Linked DNA regions of Homo sapiens: region 1 is linked to region 2. A link is a contact called in ENCODE Hi-C or POLR2A ChIA-PET data. All regions are on one chromosome and are shown on one strand. The core of a region is the stretch at or near the end of the contact, and the rest is flanking DNA. Distances in the headings are between cores, read along the strand shown. Region 1 overlaps SPTLC2 (serine palmitoyltransferase long chain base subunit 2). Region 2 holds the start of LINC02288 (long intergenic non-protein coding RNA 2288).

Region 1 (4,149 bases), core at 780-3,279, 540 kb after region 2:
GTCCTGCCAAGAAATGGTGACATACCATAAATTTAACTGAGTTACTTTATTAAAAAATTTTTTAACAGATGACATGATCTTTTATTTATGTAAATTTATGGGGTATAAGGGCAATTTCATTACGTGCAAGATTGTGTAATGGACAAGTCAGGGATTTTACGGTATCAGTCATTCAAATAACACACATGGTACCCATTAAGTAATTTCTCATCATCCACCCTCACTCCCTCACCCTTCCAAGTCTCCACTGTCTATCATTCCACTGAGTTACTTTAAAAACAAACTTTACAACTTCCATTTTCATACTGTAAGAGCACCTGAGAATGAGAGGCCACTTATATTTAATTAACTGCTAAATCAGGACAGGCTTGGTGGCTCACGTCTGTAATCCCAGGACTTTAGAAAGCCAATGCAGGAGGACTGCTTGAGCTCAGGAGTTCGGGACAAGCCTGGGCAACATAGCGAGACTCTGTCTCAACAAAAACATTTTAAAAATTAGCCAGGTGCAGTGCACCTGTAGTCCCAGCTACTCGGGAGGCTGAGGCAGGGAGATCCCTTGTGCCCAGTAGATTGGGGCTGCAGTGAGCTATGATGGCACCACTGTACTCCAAGCTGGATAACAGCAAAAACAACAACAAAAAAAACCCTGATGTATCAGGAAAACATCTGGAAAGGCATCAATTCTCTATGATTATTTTAACACAACTCTTATCAGATAAAAGTCACTTAACTTTAATAGTTGACATATATTACATGGTTTCAAATAACTGACTTCATGAATGTAGAGCACAAGAATGTAAATTAACAAAGTAGTCCTCATAAAAATAAAATGTAGTCATACAATTCTGTCATTAAATGGTTTCCCTCCCTAATAATCTCAAAAAGACGGCTCTTCCCTCCCCACAAGCCTCCTCCCACATTAATAGATTAGGGGAAATGCCATAAAAACCACATAATTCCAATTTCAACCAAGAAAAACAATTCCAAAATTAAGATTCCATCCTTTGCATATTTTCAAGGATCAAAATGAAACAAATCCAAAGAGAAAATAATAAACAAGAAACACTATAAAATAGGATATAGGGGCCGGGTGTGGTAGCTCACACCTGTAATCCCAGCACTTTGGGAGGCCGAGGTGGGTGGGTGGGAAGATCACTTGAAGTCTCAGGAGTTCAAGACCAGCCTGGCCAACATGGCGAAACCCATCGCCACTAAAAATACAAAAATTAGCTGGGCATGGTGGCGGGTGCCTGTAATTCCAGCTACTCGGGAGGCTTGAGGCAGCAGAATCGCTTGAACCTGGGAGGCAGAGGTTGCAGTGGGCCGTGGTCACTGCACTCCAGCCTGGGCAACAGAATGAGACTCCATATCAAAAAAAAAAAAAAATGGTTATAGGAAGCCACCCACCTTAGGTTCTTTTCCCTTTAGAAAGGAATTTTTTAAAAAAGAAAAAAAAAAAAAAAAAAAGAGGCCAGGTACAATGGTTCATGCCTGTAACCCCAACACTTCGGGAAGCTAAGGTGGAAGGATCGCTTGTGGCCAGGAATCTGAAGTGACAGTAAGCTATGACTACACCACTGCACTCCAGTCTGTGCAACAGAGCGAGAACCTGTCTCAAAAAGAAAAGAAGGCAGGACACAGTGGTTCATGCCTGTAGTCCCAACACTTGGGAGGCTAAGGCGGGAAGATCACTTGAGCCCAGGAGTTCAAGACCAGCCTGGGCAACATAGTGGGACTCTGTCTCTACAAATAAATTTTTAAAAAGAAAGAAAAGAAAATACATTCCCAAAATGAATTCCTATGCTCAGGAACTTAACCCTTCCTCTGAGAGATTAAGTTGTACTAAAACTTAAGTCTGTAAAAAATCAAGTCACAGCGGAGCAGAAATGCTATGCCTGGTGTGGTATGACCACTACTCAGAACACATGTGACCAGACCATATGAGATCTACTTAAACTCTTGAATGTAAAGGGTAAACCAAACAACAAGAAAACGAAACTACAGTTTTTACTGTATCAGCCAACTACTGAGTTTATAACCATTAGATCTGGGCTTGGTGCCAATATAAATTAAGCTGTTAACTAAATCAGTCAAAAACATTGAAAAAGCTTAAGCCTTATTCTGTAAAAGATTTTCATTGCTAAAGAAGGCTGCATACAACTCTAAAATTAACAACTTTCTATGACACCGGACTCTCAAGTGCCTATTGAATGAGCCTCCCAGTAGATAAATCTTATAAATAAGGCTGAGCAAAGTCAGAAGCTACTCTAAGAATTTGCAGTACCTGATACCATCTCTCTTTTTTTTTTTTTTTTTTTTTTGAGGCAGAGTTTCACTCTTGTTGCCCAGGCTGGAGTGTAATGGTGTGATCTCGCCTCACTGCAACCTCTGCCTCCCAGGTTCAAGCGACTCTCCTGCCTCAGCCTCCCAAGTAGCTGGGATTACAGGACTCTGCCACCATGCCCAGCTAATTTTTTGTATTTTTATTAAAGACGGGGTTTCACTATGTTGGCCAGGTTGCTCTCAAACTCCTGACCTCAGGCGATCCACCCACCTCGGCCTCCCAAAGTGCTGGGATTAAAGGTGTGAGCCACCATGCCCAGCCACCATCTCTTTTACAACTGGTTCTAATAGTTAATTTTCCTCAGGACAGAAAATATTCATAAATAACATGTCTATCACAATTGGAAATTTTTCATTTAAATGGCATGTCCATTTTGATAGCCTTCCAACAAGTATACTGGTTGAATGAAAATAGGAATAGAGATATCCAATTCTAATTAAAACTTTTTATTTGGCTGTTATTATCCATGCATTTATTTCCCAAAGGAAAAAACAAAAAGTAGTCTTCAATCCTTTTCATTCATGTAAAAAAGGGTAACAGTACTAACGCTTCTAATGAAGGAAATGACAGTACTGATTATCTCATTTCTTTTTTTTAATTAAAAAAAAAAATTTTTTTTTGAGACAGAGTCTCACTCTGTCACCCAGGCTGGAGTGCAATGGTGTGATCTCGGCTCACTGCAACCTCCGCCTCCTAGGTTCAAGTGATTCTCCTGTCTCAGCCTCCCAAGTAGCTGAGATTACAAGTGCCCGCCACCACACCTGGCTAATTTTTGTATTTTTTAGCAGAGACAGTGTTTCACCATGTTGGTCAGGCTGGTCTTGAACTCCTGACCTCAAAGGATCTGCCTGCCTCAGCCTCCCAAAGTGCTGAGATTACAGGCATGAGCTATGGCGCCCGGCCAATCTCATTTCTTTATAATCTTTCTAAACACTGCACATTAATGTTCAAAGTATTAACTCCAATATTAAGAGAAATATTTCCTTACAGACAAATTTTTATTAGCAACAAAAGCAATATTTTTTGTTTTACTATATAAAACAGAAAAACCTTAGAGTCTGCTCCAAATACCAGAGGGATTATCAAACCCCAAGATAGAAAAAAGACTGCAGGCCAGAATGAAGTAGAGCTTCACCCCTCAGCCTTGGGCTAAACAAAGAAAACCAGAGGCACAGCTGTCTGGGATTAGGAAGGAAGCAATGGGTTCCAATTTCCTGAACAAAGAATTGTGCCTGCCATGGTCAGGCATTTCCATCTCTCCTTAACAAGTGATTAAGTCACAGTAGCACAGGGTAAAGGAGGAGAAGCTGTCACAACCAGGGATGTTAGGGACCAAAAGCGGGTGGCATAGAATGGTAGGAGAGAGGGACTTACGGCCGAAATCTCAGCTCCCCTTTACTCCTTAGCTAAGCTCCAGGGTAGTAGCTCTGATCTCAGTCAGTAGGTTCAGCAGAAAGATTTGATAGGCATGGCTGGGCGCAGTGGCTCACGCCGTAATCCCAGCACTTTGGGCTCAAGGCGGGTGGATCGCTTGAGCCCAGGAGTTTGAGACCAGCCTGGGCAATGTAGTGAAACTCTGTCACTACAAAAAATACAAAAATTAGCCAGGTGTGGTGGCATGTGCCTGCAGTCCCAGCAACGTGGGAGGCTGAGGTGGACAGATCACTTGAGCTCAGAAGGTTGGGGCTGTAGTGAGCCAAGATCGGACCACTGCACTTTAGCCTGGGCAATAGAGTGAAAAGCTGTCTCAATAAATAAATAAATAAATAAATAAATAAATAAATAAATAAAAATAATAATTTTAA
Region 2 (4,128 bases), core at 267-2,766:
TAGTTTTCCTGAACTCTATCCAACCGCCTAAGCGGCAGACAATTTTCATTCTATTTGTGCTGGAAAATAAAGCCCAAGCCCTTGATCTCAGTGTAGATTTTCATTAAAAAAAAAAAAAAAGTACAGTGAATACTATGCCAATTTCCACTTTCTGCCCATAGAAGCCCTTGTGCTCTGGGCTGTGCGTGACGGTCAGAAGTTATCTGGTAAACTTTGCATTGAAAAGCATCTCCGAACTCCCTCCCCATCTGTGGCCTCACAGCTTTCACCATGACATCTGAGAGATTCAAGGAAAGCTCCAGAAACAGGCTTAGCTCTCAATAACAACCCTCTTCCCTACAGATCTTAGAAAGGCTGGATCTGAACAACGCTGCCTGCAAGACCTCCATTCCCACCCTAAATAAAGCGCCAAACCATCCAACCGAAACCCACCCCTCCTCCCCTGGTACTCAGGGTGTCTACAGCTCTGAGGCTCCCTTTATTTTTATTTTTATTAATGTATTTTTAAGGCTGAAAGGCACACACACCACACGCATTCACACCCAGTGGTTATGGGGTTTTGGCAGGTACGCGGAGACCCGGTGCCCCAGCTGTCAGTGTCTGATCCCAACCCCTCCTCCTCCTCCCTCCGTTATTTATTAATAAAAGCCTGGTCGTGGGCAGCCGGCGTTCTGGTTTTCATTGTACAGTCTGCACTGGTGACACAGGACATGTGGAAAATTTTGAGAGCACTGCGGTGAATAGTGTGGAGGGGGAGCGTGAGCAGGGGGAGGGGAGGGGAGGGAGGGGAGCGAGTTACTTTTTAGCTTCCGCTAAGTACTTGGCGGCTCGCCAGGCCCGGAGAATTGTGGGAAGCGAAAACCTCCCCAGTATAAACTGCCAGCTTTAAGCAGCCCTGACAGTTCTGCTCCTTCCAAACTTGGCAGCCGTTCAAAGTGCTCTTTCATTTGAAATGCTGGAAGCCTGCCATGTGCAATGCAGATTTGCTGTGCCTGTGCGCAGAAGGAACTGATAAATGCCGTTGCAGTTGCCATGGGGACAGGAGGCTATCAGAATGGCCTTGTGATCCGCAGCCTCTCTGCGCGGCAGGCTCTCGTTCTCCCCCTCCCGCCCCTCCTCCCTCTAGTCAGTGAGATGGTGAAATAAATGTTCTGGAAAAAGGTTAACCCTCCCCGCTCTGGTTCCGAGGGTGAGAGGAGGTTAACCTCTAAGCACTTCCTTGGCCTTAAGTGCCAGCCCGGAGCACAGGTGTCAGCGCCGTCCTTGGGTGGGTCACCATCCTCCCGCTCTCCTCTTTCACACCCCCAGCTTTCTTCCTGCTCCCTGGGGGCTTTCACAAAGCGGTATTTTTAATAGAGGCTTTTCAGCAAGCTCAAGTGTAAGTCTTTGAGTCATCAAAACCCGGATGTAAACACAGCAGCCCTGCATTCTGCACAGTTTGCGTGTATTTTATCTTTTTAATAATATTTAGCTGGCAACTTAAAACTGCAAGGATGCCAGATATTTTAGCCAGCCACTTACATCATGCAGCATCCATCTTGGGGAGAGTGGTGGCGGGTCCTTTCCTTGTTCTCTTGCTCCCTGCCGCCTACCTGAGACCGCAGGAAATCTGGGTCTTTCTGAAGGCATCTTCTTGTGGTGTAGTCCCCTTGGAACCGCGGCCTTTAGAATGAACATGACATCACCTTGGGCAACAACGACAGAGGGTGTGTTCCTGTAGGAGACAAGACACGGGGAGATCCAAGGTGAAACAGATCTATCATTTACGCTGCGCCAATTTCAGGTGTGTGAGGGTGCACAGTCTGGATCATCAGCCCCCCATTTAGCACGAACTGCCGTTTGAAACACAGTCTGATTTAATGTACAGAAACAAAATAGCACATTCAGATTTGGTATATTTTCAGGCCTGTAATGCCAACACTCCGGGTGGCCTGTTTAATGGGGAAAAAATGAAATATTCCACTCCAGCCCAGGCCTATGGAAACCAAAGAGGTTTAGTGATTTATTTACATTGGGGGTAAAAACGGTGAGCAGTATTCCTTCTCGGCTCGCTACTTCCTGAAGGTTTCCTGAACCTAAACATTCGTTAACATCCCAGGAAGGGAACTTATTTTTCCTGTGGCTTTCAATATTTTCTGCTAAATATATTTCGGCACACTGTTTATCTTGGGCTTCAGCTTTCAGACCTTTATGCACTTTTAACACCTTGAGGCTGTTTCACTGAAAAATGGTGTATGTTAATTAAAGAGGACTTTATGTGCTGGGCATTAAGGCAGGGGGGATTTCTGTTTTGATCTGTCTGTATAATGAGGGGCTTCAGGATGAAACACAAGTCAGAGGCCTGTTAGCTTCGTGAAGCCCTTTTGACAAAGCGGGACCTTGAATGTGGGCCCTTGTATTCAAACACTTGAAGACCACAGAATGTTGAACTGAACGAAACATTTCTTCCTAAGTGCATGGTGAACATGGAGGCCAGGAGACGAGAAAGACTGAAAATGCCCCAAGTTCCTGGGGCTTAGCTGCAATTTCTTTGAACTTGACTGTCTCTGGGTGTCTGCTCGTGATTGTCACGGCAGCTCTGGCCAAGGCGATGCACTCTGTCTCGCTGGAATTTCCTGATTCCAAAGTAGCCCCTTCCAAATAAATAATCAACAAACGCCATCTGCTTCACCTTGCCAGCAGGCACAGAGCTGAAGGGTTAGCTAAAACCTACAATTTTTAGGAGCAGTAGGCTCTTGAGACATTTCAAGATAGGTTTCGACTTGGAATTAAACTAGAGTTAGAGGCAGAAATCAGGTGATTCAGAAAGCAACCCCCCCTCCCTCCCGCCAACTTCCCCAGACAGTCCAGGCAGCTGGGTTTTTGGCTCTCACAGCTGCTAAGCTTTGGCAAGCCAAAAGCATATTTCGTGGTGGTGATTCCTTTCCCAGGTTGACGGACATGTTTCTGTACTGAGCACAAGGCATGTTTCCTGACCGTGTGTGAATCAGAGGCTGCATTTTTATCCAGGGCTTCTGGTGACAGTTTTAAGCTGGATGAACAAAGCAGACCCTGACATGTCCCTGTCATCAAGGTCAAGAGATACAGAATCTATCCTAAATGTTCGCCACCTCTAGCCCAGATGTATTATATTTATTTATTTTTGTTTTGTTTTGTTTTTTGAGGCGGTGTCTTCCTCTGTCGCCCAGGCTGGAGTGCAGTGGGGCAGTCTCAGCTCACTGCAACCTCCGCCTCCCGGGTTCAAGCAATTCTCTTGCCTCAGCCTCCCGAGTAGCTGGGATTACAGGCACGTGCTATCATGCCTGGCTACTTTTTTTGTATTTTTAGTAGAGACAGGGTTTTGCCATGTTGGCCGGGCTGGTCTCGAACTCCTGACCTCAGGCGATCTGCCCTCCTCAGCTTCCCAAAGTTTCTGGGATTACAGGCATGAGCCACCACACCCGGCTATTTTTTTTTTAATCATGCCAAGAGCAGCCACCACCCCACAAGTCAATGGATGCCCATGTTCATGTGTCAGATGTTACCCTTCTCTCTCTCAGTGTTTTTGTAGTGTTTGCTTCTTTGTTGGCTTTGGTGAGAAGATTTACAAAAGCCATTTTGGACCCTTGAGTGCCTTTCCAGATCGAGGCAAGCTCCAAGATTCCAAACAGCCTTGACCTCGTCTGTGTCGCCCCATTATAGCAGGGATGATAACCGGAGGGGAGTCCTTGGTGTAGCCCCTCCATACCAGGGCCCGGAGAGCCAGCTTCCCAGAAATCCATGGATTAGGAAACTCTGTCGTGGGCCAGTTCAGGAGCGGCAGGGGGAACAACTCCCTTTTGTTTTGTTGTCTAGCATGTGACCAGAATGCTGCCAGCTAATTTTAACCCCACCAAAGTACTGCTGGGAAAAAAAAAAAAAAAACTATCTTGCATCTGGAGAGAGAAATGCTGTGGGCTGGATAAAAGCTTTTCAGCCTGTGTTCCTTCCTGTTTCAGTTTCCAAACTTGCATTATCGGTAACCTGAAAAATGATGAGTTTCACCAAATTCCTGGATGTTGTGCAAGAGGACAATGAGTCTATTTTGGGTGGTGTGAGTGTGTCTGGCATAGACACTGGGAACCATTGTTTTCAGGAGGGAGAATGTTT

The links. Hi-C counts contacts between places; a loop is a spot of excess contacts on that map. ChIA-PET counts read pairs that join two places held with the same protein, here RNA polymerase II (POLR2A). Pooled maps may share reads with other maps.
Region 1: a loop to region 2 is called in a pooled map, with 4 times the contacts of the local background. The contact joins the enhancer-like site here to the promoter of LINC02288 in region 2. A Hi-C loop is called at or near these places in 1 of 168 maps with a recorded cell type or tissue (OCI-LY7) and 4 of 50 pooled maps. POLR2A ChIA-PET finds 5 or more read pairs at or near these places in 3 of 52 experiments (MCF 10A, PC-9 and activated B cell).

What each region holds. Positions count from the first base shown.
Region 1 is chr14:77,579,107-77,583,255 of GRCh38, forward strand. It overlaps SPTLC2 (serine palmitoyltransferase long chain base subunit 2), which reads right to left. Exons shown (of 12, transcript NM_004863.4): 3 at 1-3. Among named protein-coding and RNA genes, the nearest start is that of SPTLC2, 35 kb to the right of the region's middle. Within about 2 kb of position 2,030, at least 8 of the 41 ENCODE cell types and tissues checked have a DNase peak (open chromatin) inside an H3K27ac peak, as active enhancers do; they include PC-9, where a contact is called at or near this core.
Region 2 is chr14:77,039,533-77,043,660 of GRCh38, forward strand. LINC02288 (long intergenic non-protein coding RNA 2288) reads left to right here and starts at 1,517. Exons shown (of 4, transcript NR_110554.1): 1 at 1,517-1,745. RefSeq lists a silencer at 690-879 and enhancers at 989-1,720, 996-4,128, 1,130-1,219.